Linked DNA regions of Homo sapiens: all the other regions are linked to region 4. The links are chromatin contacts, found by Hi-C or POLR2A ChIA-PET in ENCODE. All regions are on one chromosome and are shown on one strand. The core of a region is the stretch at or near the end of the contact, and the rest is flanking DNA. Distances in the headings are between cores, read along the strand shown.

Evidence for each region. A loop is a pair of places that touch in the nucleus more often than their neighbours do. ChIA-PET counts read pairs that join two places held with the same protein, here RNA polymerase II (POLR2A). Pooled maps may share reads with other maps.
Region 1: a loop to region 4 is called in a map of naive thymus-derived CD4-positive, alpha-beta T cell, with 2.6 times the contacts of the local background. The contact joins the enhancer-like site here to the promoter of LINC02357 in region 4. A Hi-C loop is called at or near these places in 1 of 168 maps with a recorded cell type or tissue (naive thymus-derived CD4-positive, alpha-beta T cell), 5 of 37 single-sample maps with no recorded cell type and 12 of 50 pooled maps. POLR2A ChIA-PET finds 5 or more read pairs at or near these places in 2 of 52 experiments (activated CD8-positive, alpha-beta memory T cell and activated T-cell).
Region 2: a pooled map shows a loop between it and region 4 (2.3-fold over the local background). The contact joins the enhancer-like site here to the promoter of LINC02357 in region 4. A Hi-C loop is called at or near these places in 3 of 37 single-sample maps with no recorded cell type and 5 of 50 pooled maps. POLR2A ChIA-PET finds 5 or more read pairs at or near these places in 2 of 52 experiments (PC-3 and activated T-cell).
Region 3: a loop to region 4 is called in a pooled map, with 2.5 times the contacts of the local background. The contact joins the enhancer-like site here to the promoter of LINC02357 in region 4. A Hi-C loop is called at or near these places in 7 of 37 single-sample maps with no recorded cell type and 5 of 50 pooled maps.
Region 5: a map with no recorded cell type shows a loop between it and region 4 (2.8-fold over the local background). The contact joins the enhancer-like site here to the promoter of LINC02357 in region 4. A Hi-C loop is called at or near these places in 7 of 37 single-sample maps with no recorded cell type and 11 of 50 pooled maps.

The regions. Positions count from the first base shown.
Region 1 is chr4:26,884,786-26,887,485 of GRCh38, reverse strand. All of the region lies in intron 1 of STIM2 (stromal interaction molecule 2), which reads right to left. Among named protein-coding and RNA genes, the nearest start is that of STIM2, 25 kb to the right of the region's middle. Within about 2 kb of position 1,450, at least 9 of the 41 ENCODE cell types and tissues checked have a DNase peak (open chromatin) inside an H3K27ac peak, as active enhancers do.
Region 2 is chr4:26,740,228-26,742,927 of GRCh38, reverse strand. TBC1D19 (TBC1 domain family member 19) reads right to left here. Exons shown (of 21, transcript NM_018317.4): 18 at 329-420. Among named protein-coding and RNA genes, the nearest start is that of STIM2-AS1, 120 kb to the left of the region's middle. Within about 2 kb of position 1,372, at least 3 of the 41 ENCODE cell types and tissues checked have a DNase peak (open chromatin) inside an H3K27ac peak, as active enhancers do.
Region 3 is chr4:26,825,455-26,828,154 of GRCh38, reverse strand. It overlaps a transcript of TBC1D19 not described here. Among named protein-coding and RNA genes, the nearest start is that of STIM2-AS1, 34 kb to the left of the region's middle. Within about 2 kb of position 1,359, at least 8 of the 41 ENCODE cell types and tissues checked have a DNase peak (open chromatin) inside an H3K27ac peak, as active enhancers do.
Region 4 is chr4:26,069,441-26,072,231 of GRCh38, reverse strand. LINC02357 (long intergenic non-protein coding RNA 2357) reads right to left here and starts at 1,478. Exons shown (of 3, transcript XR_925506.3): 1 at 212-1,478.
Region 5 is chr4:26,991,734-26,994,433 of GRCh38, reverse strand. The region is part of intron 3 of STIM2 (stromal interaction molecule 2); the gene reads right to left. Among named protein-coding and RNA genes, the nearest start is that of STIM2, 130 kb to the right of the region's middle. Within about 2 kb of position 1,418, at least 11 of the 41 ENCODE cell types and tissues checked have a DNase peak (open chromatin) inside an H3K27ac peak, as active enhancers do.

The sequences.
Region 1 (2,700 bases), core at 201-2,700, 820 kb before region 4:
ACCACCCAAAGTATCTGAGGAGCTAATGAATGACAGTCTATAAGGGATACACCGGAGAAGTTCCTGTAATTAGCAGACAGTTTGAGCTTTAGGCTTTGTCCACTTCCTTGAGTTCAATCAAAGTCTGTAATTCTGTAACAGCACGGTGTGATCTTAGATTATTAGCAAGATACATCTTAACCCAAGTAGAAAATGAAAGCAACATCAAACAAAACAGTAAAGAAAAAAAGCTCAAATAAATTCTAAGTTTTAAAGGGATCACGGACAAGGCAAGAGGCAAAAAAAAAAAAAAAAAAAAAAAAGTTTAATTATTTGGTTTGGTGCTTATTGTATCTTGTAACATTCAGCAGTTGAACACTACGGGTTGTTCCAATTTCCTAGCTCTTTAAATTATATCCTATAAAGGCATAAGCTTTTATGTCTTTACTTCACAATAAAGTTCATATAACAATGAACTTGATTTTCAGGACAACAGAACAGAAGGGCTTTCACTGTATTTAGCATCCACATATAGCTCCACCTATACCACCTATTACCACCTCCATAGCTAACAAGGGAGCTCTAGCACTTTCTCTCCCCGGACAAAAGCCTACTAATTGGTCTCCCTGCTCTAAGACTAGACCTTCTAGAGTGTCATTTCAGTGAAAGAGCTGAAGTGATCATTTCCAAACATAAATCAAATCATGTCACACTTCTCAAAAACCCTGCAGTAGCTCCCCATCTCAGAGTACATGACATACAATGACAATGTCCTCACATCTTGTAGATGATGTCTACAAGACTGTACATTCTAGCCCAGACAACCTCTCTGATCTATCTATTACTCTCTCCATTGCTTACTCTACACCAGCCCTGTGGTCTCCTGGAAGTTTCTCCAAAAATCCAACAATGGTATCCATCAGGGCCCATGCACATGCCATTCTCTCCACCTGAAGGGTCTCATCCCTCTGTCTCTCCCTTCTCTCTTGTCAAATGTCAACTATGAAGATTTCCCTGACCACCTTAAATAACAGCAAACACACATATACTTTCCCTAACATTCTCTACCTTCTCACCTATTTTATTTTCCTTCATTGCATTTATCATCTCCTGATAAATATTTGTCTACTTGTTAACTGTCTTATCCTCAGTGAAATTAAGCTCATCGTTTTCTTCATTGCTCCAATACCTACAACAATATCTGTAAGTGTTCAATGAGTATATATTGAAATAATATATTAGCCTTAAGCTAAAATTTCAAACAATCTTCTCAGTTATATGAATATGCTCCTACACAGAAAAAGCTTTAAGAAGGAAAAAGTTCATATACTGTCCTAGTTCTCCTTGCATCCTTCTCACTGATTTGGTTTTACAGAGAATATGAAAGTAAATGTTCTGCCCGTCACAGTTCTCCTCTGTTCCACTGAACCTCAAATTATGAGCTCACATAGCCACAACTTCCTTGTTTGTCAAATAAGAGGAACTGGCGCATGGTGATCAGCTTCTTAAAACTCAAGTATCTAAAAATCAGATTTAAAATAAGGTTTATATGTAATTTTCAATAAGCCATAATGGAATGTCTCAGTAATTAGGATAAATCAACACTGCATATTTACATGAATAGACATATACATATATATATATATATATATATATATATATATATATATATATATATATATATAACCTGAGGTGCTAAATTTGGCTTCATTCTCATAATACAACTAGCACTGAATGCTATATTTTCAGTTTTACTGCTCTTATAAACTACATAGCCTGGTAACCAAGGTAAACAATTTGTATATCTGAAAGTTACATTCTGAATTCACCCAGGCAAAACATAAACCTGAAAAAATAGTCAGAAATGAAAACTATGTCACAAATATCACACATTAAAATCCTACATGCTTTAGTTAAAGGAGGATCCTTCATACCATCAAGATTTACAATTCAAGCCTTGATACCCCTATTTTCCAGTCTTAGCAGATACCAAAAAATAAAATGACAGCTGTCCAGTAAATAAGCTGATACAATCATATGCTGATGACTCCATTTATTCACATTCAAAAATAGGGAAGCAAATCTATGGTATTAAAGTAAGGACAGTGGTTAACCTTAGGCAAAGGCACATACTGATTTCAAGAGGACATGAAGGACTTCTGGGTAAAGGCAACATTATGTTTCTCGATCTGGGTGCTAATAACATGTGAGTATTCACTTTGTTAAAAATGGTTGAAATGAGCTGTATACTGATGATTTGAGCCCTTTCCTGTACTGTTATACTGTATTTAAGTAAAAAGCTTTTGGAAAACTAGATATTACAGCAATTCAAAACCATGAAAAATAAGGTTGAACATGAACAGTGGAACACAAATCAACAATCCTTAAGAGTATCTGTGTTTTTGCATGTGTACTAACCCTAATATTGTACCCATTAACTGTACCCAATACATTCTGATTAAGAAAGTAGAGAAATAAGTCACACGTTTTAGAAATAATTTGACTCCAAAATGTTTGAAATAAAGCAAGTTTTATAATTCAAAGGAGTCAAGGTTCAATTACTCAAGAGGCAAGAGTACTGGTTAAGGATGTGAATCTTGTTGTGAGAATTCTGTCTCACCCACTTGCCAGTTCTGTGAACTCGTGTTTAACCTCTCTGGGTCTCCGTTACATTACCTATAAGATACGGATCTACCCCATAAGCTTGTGAGGACTAAATGA
Region 2 (2,700 bases), core at 123-2,622, 670 kb before region 4:
GTTTCTCAGGTAGTATTTGTTTCCACAAATGTTTGCTTCAGTTTTGGCTGACACCTTTCGTTATGAATAGAAATTGGTTCATTTTGGTGATTCTTGTACCAGACACAAAAATCCTAGTAAATAAGACTTTATTAGGATTTTGGTAATTCTTTCAAGAATTTTTGGAACAATGTTATTACAATTTACTAATTGATAATTATAGTTTTATTAGGAAAACTGTTAGCTTAATGTCTCTGAAAAATTACGTATTTGCAAGTGCTCTGCAATGAGGAAAAAAGAGCTTTCTGTGAAACTATCTATTCTTCAATTAGGAGAGAAAAGTACTCACGGTTGAGCCCCAATTTCTCGTAGATGATAAAAGAGTTGGGGAAGATAAGTTTGAAGAAGAGTTTCAAACAGCAGACAGAGTGACACAATACCCTGGATACAATAATGAATCATAAGAGAAATAGATATTTTAATATTTAAAAATTAACTATGCCAACAAATTATTCAAATGGAAAATGAGAAACTATCAACATAAATTTTCTTTATACTGTTTAAGAGTCAAAAACATGAAATGTATTAAAGAATCTCTAACATTGTGTTTAGAGATAAACTTTATCCTCTTTATATATACTCACACATACAGATGTGCTAAAGAGCCTCCCTTTTTACACAATATGCTCCCCACATAAACCAGTATATAATATTTGGAGAGTCCAAGGAAAATATCACCTTACAGAAAACTTGCTACTTTGCAAGCCACTATGATTACTTAGCCCCAGCAAAATTAGTTTTTATCTGAATGCATTCCAGTTTCCAGTTATTTCCCTAGTGCTATATAGCCACCTTCACTCTCCCTCCATATGTCCCTTCCCCTCCAGCCTCACTCACTAGGGAAAATACTGCCTGCTTTTCTCACTCTTTCTTTGAAATCTACCCCCAGGAAAAGACTAGCAGCTAGCTGCTTTAAATTTGCTTCAGAAGTTATTGAACAAGAATGTTTGATTACTTAGTATACACATATTTTTTAAAACTAAAATCTACTGTTTTTAAAAGGGCATTATTTGTAAAGTACAAAACCAATTTAAGCAGATAGTTTTTCAAGTACATTTATTATTTGACAACTCTGAATAAAGTCTTTCCTGCAGCTTAGCATTCCTCAGAGTTTATCTTTGTAAGGAAGTTTTAATCCTCTTTTTGTGTTTCTAAAGAAAAAAAGACTGTCATGGTTCCAAATAGTTCAGTCTAGCTGCAAGCCAAAAAAGGTGGTGACTGCCCGTAAGTTTTTACTCCTCTGAATAAAAAAAAAAAAAAGGACAGAGGCAGGCCTGGCTCAATCAATTCGCTGAAAAAGAATACCCAGGGCCACCAGCATAGAGATAGACAAGAAATACCCAGAGTTGCCCAGTGCCAGGCTTCAGTGCTCTGCACAGGGAGAACACCATGGGTGTGTGCTATGCAGCCAGTTTTTTTAAACTCTGAAGCATAAAATGGCATAGAATATGAGCATAGAAATATGATACTTAGAACTGAATATCAGAAAAGAATTATTAATCTTTTTTTTTTTTTTTTTTTTTTTTGAGACAGAGTCTCGCTCTGTCGCCCAGGCCGGACTGCGGACTGTAGTGGCGCAATCTCGGCTCACTGCAAGCTCCGCTTCCCGGGTTCACGCCATTCTCCTGCCTCAGCCTCCCGAGTAGCTGGGACTACAGGCGCCCGCCACCGCGCCAGGCTAATTTTTTGTATTTTTAGTAGAGACGGGGTTTCACCTTGTTAGCCAGGATGGTCTCGATCTCCTGACCTCATGATCCACCCGCCTCGGCCTCCCAAAGTGCTGGGATTACAGGCGTGAGCCACCACGCCCGGCCAGAAAAGAATTATTAATCTTAATTATTGGTCATATTTCTGATTATTCCAGATTAAATATTAAAGTAAGATAAGAACAAAATCAAGTTCTCTTAGAGATAAGAAACCCAGGATAACTGGTGTTGCTTCATTTGTTTATCTGTAACATCCTGGAATTCTGTGATTTGCCAACTTTCACTAGCGATGTATGAAAGCAAAACTGGAGATGGAGGAAGGTGAAATAGGAATATATAGGCTTAGAATGGGGGGATAAAGAACAGCTATTTAATTTCATAGCAATAATACAGTTGCCTCTTTGGGGAAATTTAGTAGCCCTGACATATATTCCAATTGAATGTTTCACCTGGAGTAGCAGTCATGTTACCCACAGCAGGTCCAAAGGGGGAAAAAAAGCATAACTGAAATAAAATAAATACTGCTCTTAGTCAGGTTTATGGGAAGGGAAAAAAAAGATATGATAAAGGAACAGCCAAAAGAGAACAGATTAAAATGTTCAACTCCTAAATATATGCTTTTCCTTGATTCTTATATTGTAGGCCAAAGGATCATTTTATTGAATACAAAGAAAATATGTACTATTATAACTGATAATTAGCCAAATATGAAATTGGCAAACAAGTGACAAATCAATACTTGATTTTCACTAACAAAGAAGAATGATGATTATAATTATAACAACAACGGCCATTTATTTACTGAACACCTGCGAGGAGCCAAGCACTAACTACACTGAGTGCTTTGTAGACTTTTCTACAGCACTAGAGATAATATATTATTTACTTCATTTCATAGATAAGAAATGAGAAAAGAAGGTAGGCATCTTTGCTAAGAATAATAATACAGACATTC
Region 3 (2,700 bases), core at 110-2,609, 760 kb before region 4:
CAAGCCCATTTAATAGAAGGGGAAATCAAGGCTCAGAGCACTTCATAAGCCTCCTGGGGACTACACGCCTAAGGAAAGCCAGAGTCAGGGCCAGAGCTGGGGAGTTCTGACTGGCGGTTCTGGACAGTTTCCATCTACCCTTTAACCCCATAGCTGTCAAAGCATCTGCCAAACGAGATCTTAGAGGAACCATTTCAAAGCTATTTTAAGTATTTTCAGATATGGATTTGTCAGGTGGCCTACGTTAATCTCAAAGCCTAATAAAATAGCTGGGCACAGCGGCACACATGCCTGTATTCACACCTACCCAGGAAGCTGAGGCAGAAGGATTGCTTGAGCCCAGGAGTTCGAGGCTGCAGTGTGCATTATTGCACCTGTAAATAGGCACTGCATTCTAGCCTGAGTGTCATCGCAAGACCCTATCAAAAAAAAAAAAACAAAACAAAAAACAAAAAAAGAAAGCTCTAATAAATTGGTTCCATCCTCAAAAACATTTGCTTGAAGTTAGGGCTGAGTAGGTGAGTGCCAGCCTGATTTTGTTTTGTTTTGTTTTGAGACAGTCTTGCTCTCTCGCCCAGGCTGGAGTGCAGTAGTGCAATCTTGGCTCACTGCAACCTCTGCCTCCGAGATTCAAGCAATTCTCATGCCTCAGCCTCCTGCGTAGTTGGAACTGCAGGCGTCTGCCACCATGCCTGACTAATTTTTGTATTTTAGTAGAGACGAGGTTTCTCCATGTTGGCCAGGCTGGTCTTGAACTCCTGGCCTCAAGTGATCTGCCTCCCTTGGCCTCCCAAAATGATTGGATTGCAGGCGTGAGTCACTGTGCCTGCCAATGCCTGATGATTTTGACCCAAAGGATAGATTTGGTGATGAAGAAGAGAGATTCCTGAAACAGTAATACCTTTAAAGTTGGCTGTTTTAATTAAGTGAAGATGAAAATAAAGTGTTTTCCATCTTTATAAGCATTTGCCACTTACTGTGATTGAATTTGTGTTAAGGAGCCAGGAAAGGCTATGGAAGAGCAGTCTCCATCAGTTCACCAGAAGTATCATGGCAAGGCCAAGCTATCATGGTTAAAAGTTAATCATTAGTTTCCTTTCTCCATGATACGATTCAATAAACACATTAACAGTTTATAAAAGAGGTAGTGAAACCTCCTGAGGAAAAAAATATTATGTAACCAGTTTAGGGGAGAGACTTGCCTCGCCTCATATCTCAGTAGGGGGTTGAACTGCACGGCTGGGAGGTTCTTTCCGGTTTCATAACAGTTATTATTTCTGGAAGGGTTTATCTTTTATTGCTAATAGCACTTCACTTTCCTCCATGCTCTGAATCTACGTCACCACCCACACCCGGAACCATTATAAACATCCACCCGCCACCGGGGCAGTAACCCTCATGAAGTTAAAACAGTAGTCTTTCCTGCTCGCCAACAGTTATAGACCTTGAAATGCCATTAGGCCAAACTTTACTGGACTCTATTCATTGTTAGGGTTGTGGAATATTGATCTAAACTCAATCTAACAAAATACACGCGGACATCATCTATAACAATGATTTTCAAAGAGAGAATTTTGAAAGGTATATTGGAGAGAGATGAGAAGCATTTTATGTTTGTAACAGCTCTAATATCTTAATAAGAATGATCTCTTTGTTTAGAATTTAAAACTTAGTAATAATGACACTTATTTTTCCCCCCTCTAAATAATGTTCACCTACTATGAGCAGACAGTAAGGGCACAAATATAAATCAACTTTAAACTGTTTGAAATATCCTTCTATTCATGATTATTGCTGTCACTGAATATGTATCCAGCAGCTGGGCAGGAATTCCCTGATACTAGAGTTAAACAATGGGCAGGCAGAATGCGAAGTCCTATGTGCAGTGGGAATTAAATTGTTCTTTTATTACAAAAATATGATCTTTGAATTTTTTTTTCACTTTTTATTTTTGAGACAAGGTCTCTTTCTGTCACCAAGGCTGGAGTGCAATGGCACGATCTCAGCTCACTGCAACTTCTGCCTCCTGGGTTCAAGCAATTCTCCTGTCTCAGCCTCCTGTGTAGCTGGGATTACAGGTGCATGCCACCAAGCCTGGCTAATTTTTGTATTTTTAGTAGAGATGGGGTTTCGCCATGTTGCCCAGGTTGGTCTTGAACTCCTGACCTCAAATGATTCGCCCGCCTAAGCCTCCCAAACTGCTGGGATTACAGGCGTGAGCCACCATGCCCGGCCAGCTTAGCTATTTTCATATGCCATTACTAATAGTTAATGTTTATTGCAGGCTTAACTTGGACCAGGCCCTGTTTCAATGGCCTTATTCATCCTACTGATATTATAACAATTCTATGAAGGAGATACTATTAACCCTGTTTTACAGTTGAGAAAAATGAGGCACAGAGATTTTTAAGTAATTTTTCTGATGTCACACAACTAAGTGGTAGGGCTGGGAGTTGCACCCAAAAGTCTGGCTCCAAACCCCTTTTACTTAACTAGTATAACCACACAATAGCACCTCTCAGATCATGCTACTTAACTAATTTGTGGCAGGTCACTGATAGAGAAAATTGGCAGCAAATCTTCAAAACAGTGAACAATGAGTGTTTCCAACCAAACTACATTCACTATGGCCTGGATTTTTTTCTTAATGTTGAAAAATTAAAGAAAATGTCATTGAAAAAATAAAAATTACTGACTAAT
Region 4 (2,791 bases), core at 229-2,728:
CCCAGATTCCCCCAATGTTAACATTTTATCACTTTGCTTTATCCTGTATCTCGATCTATCTCCACATCTGCATCCTCACTAGTATTATATTTTTTCTGAACTGTTTGAGACACAATGTCCCTTTACATATTTCAGTGTGTATTTCCTAAAAATAAGAACATTCTCTGAATGTACAATGACAAAATTCAGGAAATTAACATTGATACAATACCTTTATCTAGTAAACAGGCCTTATTCAGATTTCACCAATTGTCCCAATACTGTCCTTTAAAGAACAGCATTTTGCTTTAAAGCAAAAGATAATCCCACATCATGCATTGCATTCAGTTGTCACGTGTCTGCAGTCTCCTTTAATCTGCAACACTTCCTCAATCTTTGTCTTTCATGATATTGACATTTTTGAAGAATACGGACCAGCTATTTTGTAGAATGTTTTTCAAGTGACATTTGCGTGATGTTTCCTCATGAGTAGATTTAGGTTATGCTATTTTTTTTTTGCAGGAATAACACAAATATGATGTTGTGTTGTTGTGTTTTCCCCAGTGCATCACATCAGGAGGCAAATGCTGTGGATTTTTCTCATCTCTTGTAACACTAACTGATCAGTTAGTTAAGGTGGTATCTGCTAGGTTTTATCATTGGAGGGTTATTAGTTTTGCTTTGTCATTAAGAATCTGGAGGGCGGATACTTTGAGACTATCTAAATAGTCTGTTATTTCTCAAACTTGCCCACTCCTTAGCATCCATTAGTGTTCTTACTTGAATCAATTATCATTAGGACGGTTGCCAAATGGTAGAACCCAGACTCTTGACCTTTCTATTTCAATCAGCAAATAATGTGCATGGCCTTCACATCTTCTGCATAGGCCTCCATGCCTTCGCTCACGGCTTCCTCTCTCTTGAAACATCCTTCTACCCCTTAATATTTGCCAACTTTTTTTTTCAAGACCCTCTGAGGATTCATCTCCAAGGATCGACTTCCTGTTTCACCTCAACCTACAGTGACCATTCTCTTCACCTCCTTTGTACTCCTGCCTTTAACATTTCTCAGTTTCCAAGCATTTCTTGAATGTTGGCTTTTCCTTACCATGTGACTAGGGCTATGTTATCTTTGACAACATATTTTATAAACTCTCTGCAGTTAAGGATGAGTTTTTTAAAATTTCCAAAATTTTGAGGGAGGATATGTGGTCCTAGTGTGTGTGAGCCACCACACAAATTCAACAGCACCCCAAATGCTCACCACTGCCCTCTTCATCAAGACAGGATCATTGATCAGGTGCTTGGACACTGTGGCAAAGTAAAATCACCTTAAACATTTCTAAACCCTCCATTTCTGTATTTAACATGGGCCAATAACATTTCAGTAACCCATATTAGGACAACTCCTTCCTCTTCCTACATCCATCCCACTCTTAGACCCGAGAGAGAGAGAGAAAATGATGGTAATCAGATGAAAAATAAAATCGTTTTCCCCCGATTGCCTCCATTCCATTTGATTTTGACAAGATTCCTCTCTGTGACATAATAACCACCAAAGAAGCCTGAGGCTTCATGGATAAGGAAGTAATAAACAGCATCTTCTAATTGAGAAGGAGTTTGAAGGACATAAAGGGAACATTAAGATTAAGGGAAATAACTCCTGACAGCATAATATTCTGAAGGAATAGGCAGATCTGCATTTGCCCTTTGAATAATTGAGTCTACAGCAATCAAATGGATAAACCAACTTCCACTCCATCTCCCTTGGCAAAAACAGAGCTCTTCATGTGCAATTCCAATATAATAAAAGATTGCCATTTTTGAGGCTGGGTGTGGTGGCTCACACTTGTAATCCCAGCATTTTGGCTAAGGCGGGCGGATCACCTGAGGTCGGGAGTTCGAGACCAGCCTGACCAACATGGAGGAATCCCAGTCTCTACTAAAATACAAAATTAGCCGGGCGTGGTAGTGCATGCCTGTAATCCCAGCTACTCGGAAGGCTGAGGCAGGAGAATTGCTTGAACCCAGGAGGCGGAAGTTGTGGTGAGCCGAGATCATGCCATTGCACTCTAGCCTGGGCAACAAGAGCGAAACTCTGTCTCAAAAAAAAAAAAAAAAAAAAAGATTGTCATTTTTAAAAAGTTTGTCAACTCTCTATTACATGCCGCTCAGGCACCGTGGTCAGTACTGGGAATGAAGAGGTAAATAAAACACAGTTCTTGCCCTCATGGAGCTGATATCCCACTGGGGGAGGCAGGGGTAAGCCCACAGGGGAGAAAAATAAGAAACCTTGAGAACATAGGAGCAAAGTTGAGTACAGGTGGGAGGTGGGGAAGGAAGATATGGTCTCCCAGCAAAGATGCCAGCTAGGCAGAGGTGGGCAGGAGCTCCCCACACTCAAAGGACTGCCTAAGCCCTGGTGTGACTGGGCACAGAAAGGCAGAAAGGGCCTGGATGAGGCTGGACGAGCCAGCAGAAGCCAGACGTGGGCCCTGGGGGCTAAAATCTGAGTCCTAGCATTGATTGAGAAAGCGATTGAGAATGCTTGACAAGGGAAGTGATGGAATGAGATTGCATTTTTAAATGGATCTCTCTATCATAGAATGTGCTGGCGGGGTCAGAGTGGGCTTACTTAGCAGGACTAGTTAGGGGGCTCTTGACTGGGTCTGGGCCGGAGAGGACACTGGCTTGGATGAGACAGTGGAATCTCTTGCTCTTTTCATCTTTGGGGGACCTGCCAACAACCAAACTAATTAAATTCTTGTAGGGTTGAGCGGGCAGCATTCCCATTTATTCAGATGGAAACACT
Region 5 (2,700 bases), core at 169-2,668, 920 kb before region 4:
CAAGGAGTCAGATTCAGGATATATTCTGGGGATAATGCTATTAAGATGCGCTGATGAAATGGACAGGGGCTGGTAGCTAAACAAAAGCCAAAAGTACAGAGGGTGCTACCATTAACTGAGATAGAAAAGAATGGGGAGGAAAAGATTGGGGAAACGAGCAGGGGCCGGTGACAGAGATCAAAAGTTGTTTTAAGACACGTTATGTTTGAAGTATGCATTTGACATTTAAGTGTAGATAATAGAGCAGCAGTCAGATCTGCAAGTCTGGAGCTTAGGAAAAAGTGAGGTTAGGAACAGAGGTATTGGTGGGAAGTCACCAACATACAGATGATCTTTAGACTAAATGACATCAACCAGAAAAGACAGCTATTAATAGATTCTAGAAGACTGGACCTAAATCAAGAATAAAATAACTAGCATCTCTTCTCCTGGATATTTATTTTAAATTAAGTCCTTTGTATGCATTTTCTTAAGTCTTAAAAAAAACTTACGAGGTTCTAACATAATTATCTTTATTTTGGAAGTTAAAAACTAAAAAGCTAATGGAACCAACAAAGTAAGCAGCAGGACTGGATTTGAACTCAGGCAAACTGTTCACAGAACAAAACTTTATACTACTCTGAAAGTAGTAATACTAAATAACAGTAAAGATATAAACAAGCAGTTAAGCGCTGGACGCAGTTCAGAGGTTTCTGCTTATGAAGAGTAATGATGAGTTTATGCAAAGGGAAGGATGTAAGTGTGCTTACAAATGAATAGTTCTATACTGTCTGCATTTAATTTGAGGGTTAATGCTTATAGACTACAGAAGAGATCAAGGGAGAGTGAAGAAAACGTGAGCAATAAAAGCAGATCTGGGAATCCATCTGTATATAAATAAATCTGAAAAAAATCTTTCTGATAAGCTACATAAAAATATGAATTCATACTTGCAAGCAAAGCTAGGTTTCCATCAATCTGCCTTTTTTATTAAGTGTTCTTTAGAGAAAAAGCTTAAATAAACCACAAACAAAAACCAAAAACATTTAAAACTAGATGTGGTAACTGATAGTTTTATATTGAAACAAAGCCTTGACTGTTCTCCCCTTCATGTGTTCCTACCATAAAACCTGGACATGGGCCTGAGGCTGCTGTATCCATTTAACCAAGTAACAGGATGTCAGCTGAAGGTTCAGGCCCTGGGTGTTTTCCACTGAATTTAGTGCATTCAAAGTAGACTTTTTACTCTTAAGTTTCTTCCTATTCAAGATGAACTGCATTGAGAATTGCCCTGTCCTCACTGCCAAAAAACTCATGGTGCAGCTGTACCTCACACGCCCACACAAAATCCCCAGCCAAGAAAACAAGATAAGATTCTCTCTATGACTGTTCAACAGTGAAAATTCCTGATCTAAACACTTCAGCACATCAAAGTCATCCCACAATTTCCAGTAAGTCAGTACAGAAAGGAAGAAAAATCAAATGAAAAAGAACATATTAAAACTGCCCAAATCTTAGTAATACTCTGCTTAGCAAATTGAAAATTGTAGTGGTCTTGACAACGAATCTTTAAAACAACAGATCTAACAGAACCATTTATTTTGGGGGGAGATTCACTTCTCCTTTTGCTGTGGTTTCCTTGGTGATACTTAGTAAACACCTTCACTTCTCTTCTCATGACCAGGACTTGCATTTTTTATTAGCATTCTCTGTTCCAAATACTCTAGTTGTCTTTCATTTCTTAGGACAGATCATACTATGTCCTTCTTCAGGGCCTCTGTACGTGCTGTTTGCTGAGTATAAGCTCCTTTTTGCTATCCCTCCACCTTTTTGTTTCATTAAACCTTCATATCTCAGCTAAAACTTTAATTCTTCAAGTGAACCTTTCTGAACATTACTATATAACCTTTTTTTTCCTTTTTTTGTAGAGATAGGGTCTTGCTATGTTGCATAGGCTGATCTCTTGAACTCCTCTGCCTCTCAAAGTGCTGAGATTACAGGTATGAGACACCACACCCAGCCCCTGATTATTAATCCCTTAGTAGCTTTTATGCATAGCATTTAAATAACTATAACTACTTATCTGTATGATTGTTACTTCAACAACTGTTTATTTCAGTAAAGTATAAGTCTTCTGCTCATCACTCTAACCCTAGCACTTGGTATAAAGGCACTCAACAAATTATTTGTTGGATGCTGTTGAATGACGTAGAACATGTTTAATTAATAAGTCTTATGAAAATCTAATTTTACATTTTAATGGTGAGACAAGGATTTGTATGTATAAGAAATTCTTTTTTAACATTTTCTAAATTTCAATAGCTTTTGGGGTACAAGCGATTTTTCATTACATAAGAAATTCTTGATGGTAAAAGAATTACTCATTTAAGAATTATCTGGTTCCTTATTACCTGCCTCTCACTGATCTTTTATAGATGCTGTTGCTAAACAACACTTCCATCAGAGGGCAAGCAGAGAGAGATACACCATTCCTTTTAAAGGTATCTTTCCCAATCTGCAGAGCTACAGAAATGCCAGCTTCTAAAATGTTAACTTATATTGTTTCTGCTTGAAGTTGTGGCCAGTGCTACAGGTCAGTGTCTCAAAGGGATTTTTGGCAATTTATTCTAAGACTAATGAAAAGAACTCTGGAATGGAAACAGACCTGATTTTACTCCCAGCTGTGCCACTGATTCAGGATAATATCATAGCCACATTATT